3 separate regions of the Homo sapiens genome follow, and regions 1 and 3 are each linked to region 2. Evidence: chromatin contacts called from ENCODE Hi-C or POLR2A ChIA-PET data. All regions are on one chromosome and are shown on one strand. Each heading gives the region's core, a stretch centred on a gene start or an enhancer-like site at or near the end of the contact. The rest is flanking DNA. Distances are from core to core; before and after follow the strand shown. Region 1 overlaps KCNK15-AS1 (KCNK15 and WISP2 antisense RNA 1). Region 2 holds the start of FITM2 (fat storage inducing transmembrane protein 2). Region 3 overlaps TOX2 (TOX high mobility group box family member 2).

Evidence for each region. Hi-C counts contacts between places; a loop is a spot of excess contacts on that map. ChIA-PET counts read pairs that join two places held with the same protein, here RNA polymerase II (POLR2A). Pooled maps may share reads with other maps.
Region 1: a map of CD4-positive, alpha-beta T cell shows a loop between it and region 2 (4-fold over the local background). The contact joins the enhancer-like site here to the promoter of FITM2 in region 2. A Hi-C loop is called at or near these places in 4 of 168 maps with a recorded cell type or tissue (CD4-positive, alpha-beta T cell, gastrocnemius medialis, naive thymus-derived CD4-positive, alpha-beta T cell and 1 more) and 15 of 50 pooled maps. POLR2A ChIA-PET finds 5 or more read pairs at or near these places in 1 of 52 experiments (activated T-cell).
Region 3: a map of CD8-positive, alpha-beta T cell shows a loop between it and region 2 (5-fold over the local background). The contact joins the enhancer-like site here to the promoter of FITM2 in region 2. A Hi-C loop is called at or near these places in 1 of 168 maps with a recorded cell type or tissue (CD8-positive, alpha-beta T cell) and 3 of 50 pooled maps.

Annotation. Positions count from the first base shown.
Region 1 is chr20:44,732,109-44,734,885 of GRCh38, forward strand. The region is part of intron 3 of KCNK15-AS1 (KCNK15 and WISP2 antisense RNA 1); the gene reads right to left. Among named protein-coding and RNA genes, the nearest start is that of KCNK15, 12 kb to the right of the region's middle. Within about 2 kb of position 1,368, at least 4 of the 41 ENCODE cell types and tissues checked have a DNase peak (open chromatin) inside an H3K27ac peak, as active enhancers do.
Region 2 is chr20:44,309,919-44,312,815 of GRCh38, forward strand. FITM2 (fat storage inducing transmembrane protein 2) reads right to left here and starts at 1,284. Exons shown (of 2, transcript NM_001080472.4): 1 at 1,058-1,284. The coding sequence starts at 1,230. RefSeq lists enhancers at 131-860, 807-896, 861-1,590, 1,187-1,336.
Region 3 is chr20:43,958,308-43,961,265 of GRCh38, forward strand. The region is part of intron 1 of TOX2 (TOX high mobility group box family member 2); the gene reads left to right. Among named protein-coding and RNA genes, the nearest start is that of TOX2, 45 kb to the left of the region's middle. RefSeq lists an enhancer at 962-1,256 and a silencer at 962-1,256. Within about 2 kb of position 1,589, at least 4 of the 41 ENCODE cell types and tissues checked have a DNase peak (open chromatin) inside an H3K27ac peak, as active enhancers do.

The sequences.
Region 1 (2,777 bases), core at 118-2,617, 420 kb after region 2:
TGTTTATTGAGCAGCTACTGTGTTCTTGATGCTTTTGTAAACCAGAAAGTGTCTGAGACAGGTCTCAATCAGTTTAGACATTTATTTTTCCAAGGTTAAGGACACGCCCAGTAGAGAGGTCTGTGCCTTTCTCTAAAGATGACTTTGAGGGCTTCAGTATTTAAAGGGGAAAGCAGGCTGGAGGGGAAAGAAGGAGGGTCTGGAAATCCACATATTGCAAGAGAAAAAGAGCAGGTAGGGAAATTATGTATTCGATTATGTATTCGTCTCACGCTCTGTAACTTTACATAAGATAAGGTGAACACAGAGTGGCTACTCGTGGAGATACCTGGCCTTTTATCTGTGGCTCTCTGCTTACGAACAAAGGAAAGGCAGCTTGTTGCATGACTCAACTTTCAGCTTAGTTTTTTCCTTTTGGCAGAGTGAATTGGGGTTTTCATTTTCCTTTCACACTTTCTATACCTTCTCTTATTGAAAATGAGGTGGTTGCTGTGATCTGCATTTTACAGATGAGAAGCTGAGGCTTGAAGAATAGAATCACCACTCACAATCCAGGATGGGAAGTCAGAACCAGCTGAACCAGCGGCTAGCCCAGCCTCTCTCCCTCTCTCTCTGTTCCTCTCTCTTTCTTCTATCTCTCTATGTTTCTCTCTCTCACCGTTTCTCTCTTCTGTCTCTCTCTCTCTCATCCTCTCTCCTCCTCTCTTTCCATTTTGTTTCTCTTTTCCTTGGCTTTTTCTTCTTTCTTGAATTTTTAATGAAGTATAAAAAGTATACAAGGCCAGGCACGGTGGCTCATGCCTGTAATCCCAGTACTTTGGGAGGCTGAGGCGGGTGGATCGCGTGAGCTCAGGAGTTCGAGACCAGCCTGGGTAACGTAGTGAAACCCCCTCTACAAAAAATACAAAAATCAGCCGGGCATGGTGGCACATGCCCGTAGTCCAAGCTACACTGGAGGCTGAGGTGGGAGGATGGCTTGAGCCCAGGAGGCGGAGGTTGCAGTGAGCCGAGATTGCATCACTGCTTCTAGCCTGGGTGACAAGAGTGAGACCCTGTCTCAGAAAAAACAAAACAAACAAACAAACAAAAAGTATACAAATAAAAGTGTTCAGTTAGTCCAGTTTTCACAAATGAGCACACCCATGCAATCAGTACCTGGGTCAACAGCAGGACCATGCATTGCCTGCACCTCCAAAATCCACCTTGGTCTCCCTCTCTTCACTACCCACAAGATAATCACTATCCTGACTTCTAACAGATAGATCCATTGTACCTGACCAGAGGCAGCAGCCATCACCTGGAGACTTGTTAGAAATGCCCCATCCCAGACCTACAGAAGCTCTGGGAGTAGGGCCCAGAAATCTATTTTAACAAACCTCCCATCTCGTTAAAATCAGACACAGCTCCAGCTCGGGGGAGGACAGCAGTGATGTGCTGCTGCCTCCTTGTGGCATTTCCATGCATGAACAGCCGAGAGGCCACCTGCCAGGAGGAGGCTGTCTTCAAGGGGCAACTCCAACAGCCTCCCTGGGAGGTACCCCTCGACTTTCTGCCTAGGAAAGGGGAGGCAACCAATGGCCACCATGTGTCAGGTGCTAACGAAAAGGCCACCTGCCTCTCCATGGCTAAAATGTGGTCTAGGGTCTGAGGTGCATTCTCAGCCATCTGATTCTCAAGAATTCATCTTTTTTCACTTCCACTGACATGAATTATGACATCAGGGAGAACCCAAGGGCAGAAGTAGGGGCCAAGTCCTCTTCATCACCTCCAGGTTGGCTGACAAACTTGGTTGCAAGTGGCCCCATCACACTGGCCTGGTCTTTATCTATGGCCCCTTTGTCAGAGGCGTTAGACCAGAGCAACTCCATTTTGAGTAGGGGCTGGGTAAAATAAGGCTGAGTCCTACTGGGCTGCATTGCCAGACGATGAGGCATTCTAAGTCACAGGATGAGATGGGAGGTCGGCACAAGATACAGATCATAAAGACCTTGTTGATAAAACAGGCTGCAGAAGCTGGCCAAAACCCACCAAAACCAAGATGGCGACGAGAGTGACCTCTGGTAGTCCTCACTGCCACACTCCTACCAGCGCCATGAGAGTTTACAAATGCCATGCCAATGTCAGGAAGTTACACTCTATGGTCTAAAAAGGGGACACATGAATAATCCACCTCTTGTTTAGCATGTCATCAAGAAATAACCTTAAAAATGGGCAACCGGCAGCCCTGAGGGCTCTTCTGTCTATGGAGTAGCCATTCTTTATTCCTTTACTTTCTTAATAAACTTGCTTTCTCTTTGTGGACTTGCCTTAAATTCTTTCTTGCAGGAGATCCAAGAACACTCTCTTGGGGTCTGGATCAGGACCCCTTTCTGGTCACACCTCCACTGCCCAATGCCCCCTCACCACTGGCTTTCATGAAAAAGGTTTTAACGTCTTCGCTGGGCCAGGTCTTTTCATCCAGTCTCTGTTGGATGGCCAATAACCTAACGTGAACCTCTTCAGCAGCTTCTCCCCTGCCCTGAAGCCAGCAGGGGTGGGACACAGGTGACTGACTTGACTCCCTCTACCCTCTCAACCCCCTCACTACCACTCACCTCAAGGACACACCCTCCAGGTCCACTAACCCCCCTGCCTCTCTCAGTCTCTGAGACATCTCACTGCAGTCCCACTCCCCTGCCTTCCTCTCTTGACCCCTGCTCTGTGGCCATCTGACTAAAACCCAGAGTTGGAGAACCTGGTGGTATCACCGCTTACTCCAGATGGCTGATGATCTTTAT
Region 2 (2,897 bases), core at 34-2,533:
TTAGCCCAGCCTCTCAGGGTGGGTGAGGAAGGAAGGTGGACCAAGGACAGAAGGACTTTTTTCTAGGTTCCAATGGATTCTCAGGCACCACCCCCAGGCCTGTCACTAAAATCTTCACTGGGACTGATAAGGAAGATCTTGCCAGAGCCAAGACCCGTCAGGCATTTGAGGAAGCTGCCTGTGAAAGGAACCAGGGTTTTAAGCAGATAACCAAAGTTGGGCTGACTTTCAGGACACGCCAGAGACACTTATTCTGGAAAACACTTAGGCTCACATCAAGGGAGCAGTTTTATCTTTCAGAGTTTCCCTTTATGACCGCAACAGAGTTTTTGTGCAATAAACTTACTAACCGGGAGTTTTGAAAAAAGCAAGTAAGCAAGCAAAGGAGTGGATGGGTGGAGTTAAGGAGATGTCTCAAAGCGCCCAGCTGGGATTGCTTTTCTGGGCCACTGCCATGCATTCTGAGTGGCTGAGATGATCCAAGGAGATCCAGGGGAAAGGGCACAGACTAGGGGGTTCCAGCCCTCTGTGAGTATCTCACAGGCGGGGGCTCTGCCTGTCACAGGCTGGGGCGAGGCTCTTCCACAGGTCGTAAAGGGATTCTGTCACGCGCTGGAGGGATCTGATCTGACGCAGGGTGGGGTCTGCGCGGGGTCTGCCACAGGCAGGCAGGACAGAGGTGAGATGGCATCTCCCAAACAGGGCAGGGGTCAGCTCCTAACTCCAAGGGGAGGCGGGGGAGTGGTGACAGGGGCTGGTTCATCCCCACCCCATTCCACACCCCTACATATACAGAGACACACACGACCCCGCTTGTCACCACCTGCCCAGTCAAGCTCATGCTGCCCAAAGTGGGTCTGCAAACACTAACTGCTAGTGACACCAGCTACCCCGGGGCCTCCCAGGCGTGACACGCGTGCAGATGCTGCTGTCACGGCTAGGAGGAGGACCTCCCCTCCAATGACTCGTCCACCACGGCAGCTAGCACCGGCTTCTCTGGGCGAGGCGACAGCGGGCCGGCTCGGGCGGGGACAGCGGAGGACCGGGGTGCACTCACACGTTGAGGACGTTGCGCTTGTTGCTGAGGTAGCTCTCGGGCAACGGGGACAACTCCTTGAGGAGGGAGCCCGCCAGCATGGAGGCCACCAGGGCCCAGGGCAGGTAGCGCCGCACGGCCGCCCGCACCAGCGTCCCCCGCAACAACCACTCGCAGCGCTCCAGATGCTCCATGCCGGATCTCGTCAGCCACCGTCCTCCTCTCCGTGCCCTCTCGGCCACCGTATCGCCCTTCGCCCGGACCTGCGCCTCCACCTCCCTTCGAGCGCATGCGCACTGCCCGCGAGTCCCACAGCTTGAGGCGTGCTTGGGCTCCGGAGCCCGCGCGCTCCCCCTCGTGGCCGCTGCTGCCTCTGGCGCGTGACGGTCCCCGAACTCGCTCGTCTCCTCTGCGCTCTCCTGGCCGCCTCCTCTCCCCGAGCCTCCGCGTCTTGCTCTGGTCTGGGAAAAAGCGCTTGTGAAAGTATTTGCTGGAGGCTGGAAGAGGATAAATGTAGCCCTGGAGAATTGGAGCAGTAGTCACAGCATCATTTGATCTTTCTTGGAGCCTCGGAGACACCTCTGCCATCTGAGTCTTAGTTTTCTCATCTGTAAAATGCGAGAGACAAGAGGAGATCAACCTTTCCCAAAAGCTAGTTTATGAGCTCAGGGGTTCATTACGTTGGCACACGTAGAGGGACATGAGATGAAGTTTCCTTAGGAATAATTATTGTATTTATTTATTTATTAGTTAGTTGGGGGGGGGTCCCTCTCTGTCGCCCAGGCTGGAGTGCAATGGCACCGTCGCAGCTCACCGCAACCTCAAATTTCTGGTCTCAAGCAATACTCCCACCTCAGCCTCCCGAGTAGCTGGGACCACAGGCGGGCACCACCACACCTGGCTAATTTTTTTTATTTTTATTTCTGTAGAGACAGGGTTTTGCTTCGTTGTCGAGGCTGGTCTCAAACTCCTGGGCTCAAGCGATCCTCCTGCCTCGGCTTCCTAAAATGCTGCAATTACAAGTGTGAGCCACCACGCTCTGCAGTTATTAAATTAATTAATTAATATAATTAATTTATTTAGAGACATAGTCTCGCTCTGTTGCCCAGGCTGGAATGCAGTGGCGCGATCTCAGCTCACTGCAGGCCTCTGCCTCCCAGGTTCAAGCGATTCTCCTGCCTCAGCCTCCCGAGTAGCTGGGATTACAGGCACGCACCACCACACCCAGCTAATTTTTGTATTTTTAGTAGAGATGGGGTTTCACCATGTCGGCCAGGCTGACCAACTCCTGTCCTCAAGTGATCTGACCTCTCCAAATCTTAACCTCAAGTGATCTGCCAGCCTTCACCTCCCAAAGTGCTGAGATTACAGGAGTGAGCCATCTCACCTGGTGCAATTATTACATTTAAAGTTTAAATTTCTAAATTTATTTTCACCTGGGCAACACAGTGAGACTCAGTATCTATAAGAAATAATTTTAAAAACTAGCTGACTTGGTGGCTCAGGCCTGTGGTCCCAGCTACTCAGGAGGCTGAGGTGGGAGGATTGCTTGAGCCCAGGAATTTGAGGTTGCAGTGAGCTGTGATGGTCCCATTGCACTCCAGCCTGGGCCACGGAGCGAGACCGTCTTAAAAAGCACACAAAGAAACACAAAACAGCTATCTATGCCTGTTGGATGAAAATGCTGGATGCTGGGGGTTAATGGGGAGATCACATGAAGTTGTTGGAGACTCAGTTGCTCAGTTTATCACAAAACTAACCCCTCACCCCTGGTTAGGGCTGGGTGTCTATTTCAGTTCCCAACCTTGGACTCATTCCCTTACCCCAATGTTAGTTTCCTGTGGCAGCTCTAATAAATTAC
Region 3 (2,958 bases), core at 339-2,838, 350 kb before region 2:
AACACGCACCTGTTTTCTTTAGTGGATGTTGATTTTCTCTCTCACATTCTGTACTGTAGCCTACCTCAGTGACTTCTAGACACCCCTTCTTCCCCTTCCCCAGCACACATACCGGTTTTCCCCCAACCTGGCTGCCCAGCCTTTGCTCACTCTGGACCCACTACCTCACAGGTATGTACCAACTGCTCTCACCTGGCCTATCTCCACCTTAGTGCTTTATCACCCCCCTCCAGGTGCCATTATGCAGATACCCATTTTCCCTATGGACCTGAGCTTCCCTGGGAATTGGTTCTAGGTCCCTAGTGCCCCTCTGCACCTGGCATATGGCCAGGTACATTGTAGGTGCTGAGGTCAGGGCTTGGGGAAGACAGGAATGTTCACCGTGCCCTTGGGCTTTTGACAGTAACTGGGCTAAATCTGGCTTCTTCTGGAGGTGCAGGCTTACAGGACTCAACAATTTGGTGGTTGTAACCCTGGACATGCTCTTGCCAATAACGGTGGGCCATCCATCAGCCCTGGCCTTGGTTTCCCCAGTGGGATTTGCAGAAGCCAGAGGATTAAAGCCCTCCCAGCCCTGAGGCCTCATTATTTATCTTAGTGGGTCCACAGTGAAGATGAATTAGAATAACTCATTGGCACATGCCATGCCTTGGAGTGCAGTTTTCTGTTTTCTGGGAGAGAAAAGGCCTCTTAGGACAGAGCCCCCCACTGCCCTCCTGGGTCTCCAGGAGACAGCCCAGATCTGGGTCAGAAGGGTTCAATAGTCAAGAACAGAGGGGTGGCTCTCTGCCTGGGAAGGCAACTGGGGTGAAAGCGGGGAGCTGGCCTTTCTCTGCATACTGCTAGGTAGCATGCAAAACCCTGCCTGTTCCATTCCTGTTCTCCAGGGGAGGAATCTGAGGACGAGAGGGGTAAGATCCCTGCCCACTGCCATGCAGCAGCTTAGTGCAGAGCCTGGACTTGAACCTAGATCTGCCTGCTTCCAGAGCTGTGCTGCACCAGTGTTCTCGCAGCTCCCAGTCCAAAGGCCGACGTTGAGACAGCGCTTAAAAATATATCAGCAGTGTTTACAAATACCATTTCCTGTGTTATCTGGTACTGACAGAAGGAAGTGAACCTGGCACTTTGTCTGTGTTAGGTTTGGGGTTAGAGGCATAAGTGCCAAGTTCAGATGACCTAGAAAAACCTTTCTAGGTCAAATTACAATTTCAAAGATTTCTTTTCTTCTTCTTTTTGAACCGCTCCAAGATCGAACGCTGTCGTTGACATATTTCCCTTCCGACAACACGAGCCTTTTGTGGCATGATTGAGGGCTTGTTTTGTAGTGCTGGGGAGAAAATATCTTCCACATCATCTGCTCATTGTCTCAGTCACACTCGTTCCCCCCACACCACAGTGCAACCCGACGTACGCTCATGCGGCTTTTAGTTAATTGCCTTTGGTAAGAATCAGTTTTGGGACTTGTTCCCAACTGCTTGGATGATAGATAATTGTCAAATACAAATATTGGCAGCGCAGGGCAACCTGAGGCTCTAGACTGCTGACTGCATCCCAGCCTCTAGGGAGAGCTGGGAGCTGGCCAGCTCCATGTTATGGGAGGTAACGGGGCAAGACCTGGCAGGAGTACAGCCTTCTCATTAGAGTGTAGGCTCTGGAGTTGAACTTCCTGGGTTTGAATCTTCATTCCACCCCTTCCTAGCTGTGTGGCCTTGGGCAAGCTACATAACCTCCCTCGACCTCAGTCTCCTTTTCTGTAAAATGGGAGCCTCAGTAACTTACCTTGTGAGGTTGTCGTGAGGATTATAGGAACGGATGTTTGTCATTCAATTAAGAGTGCCTGGCTTGTTGTTAGTGTGATGTAAACATTGCATGCATTCGTTCTAATGAGTAAATGATCATAGCCATTAGTGGATGCTCTTGCGTGTCACCCTAGTCCCTCCTCAGATCCAGGCACACATTCTGTCAGCTGCTTAGAGTGTTGGCTGCTGCCCCTATCAGCTGAGCCTCTCTCTGGGCAGCTCCATGGTGCCTTTGGTGGAAAGAGGAAGCCTTGGCCAAGGTCATCAACACTCACCCCCTGGGCATCCTGGATCCGATGGCCATCCCATGTGGGGATACAGAATGCTTAGCTCCCTGCCTCAAACTGGGACACCTCTGCTGGGCCATCCCAGTTCCAGAGCTCCCCTTGGGACAGGTGGAGGCCTCCGTTGTGACTACATCACAGTTTGGCTTGTCCCTCTGGCCTGTCCTGCTCCCCCACTTCCCTATAGCACTTCCCAGTACATTTCTTGTCTGTAGATTTCACACTCAGAGTCTGTTTGGTACCTGAAACAACAGGTAGCTATCCAGACGCTGAATGGAATCTGATTTCCATTTTAAAGCACATGCTGATTTCACTTGCTTGTATTTTTGGAAGCTTTTTGAGGAGTGGCCTTGGGTTCTCTACCACTCCTGTCTCCTACCCTGTGTGTGCACCTTTCGGGCACTGTCAGCATGCCTTGGTCACCTCCATGACTCCTGGTGGGAAGAATGTGGCCTAGCTCCTGGGCAGACCATAAAACTTAAGACTGATGGAACGGCCCAGGGGCTCAGAGGGCATCACCCATTCAACCCTTCCAGGTATGAATGAGGAAACTGAGGCCTAGAAAGGGGGAGGCCTTTTTCAAGGACACACAGTGAGTGGTGCCTGTCTTTTCCATCTTTGAAGGTGATGGTGTCTTGGGATATAGTGAGCAGGCTGGTCTTAGGAGCCAGACATGTGGCTGTTGTGATATTATGGCGCTAGGGTCCAATACATGTTTTACGGGGTGCCCCCATGGCAGAGGGGTGGCCAGGCCAGCCCAAGAGTGGCTATCAGCAATGGCTTCTGGAAGGAGGACAGCACAGGAGTTGAATGGGCATGAACGGTGTGGAAGAGAGAAAGCAGGGAGTTTCAGGTGGAGACACAGCTGCTGCAGA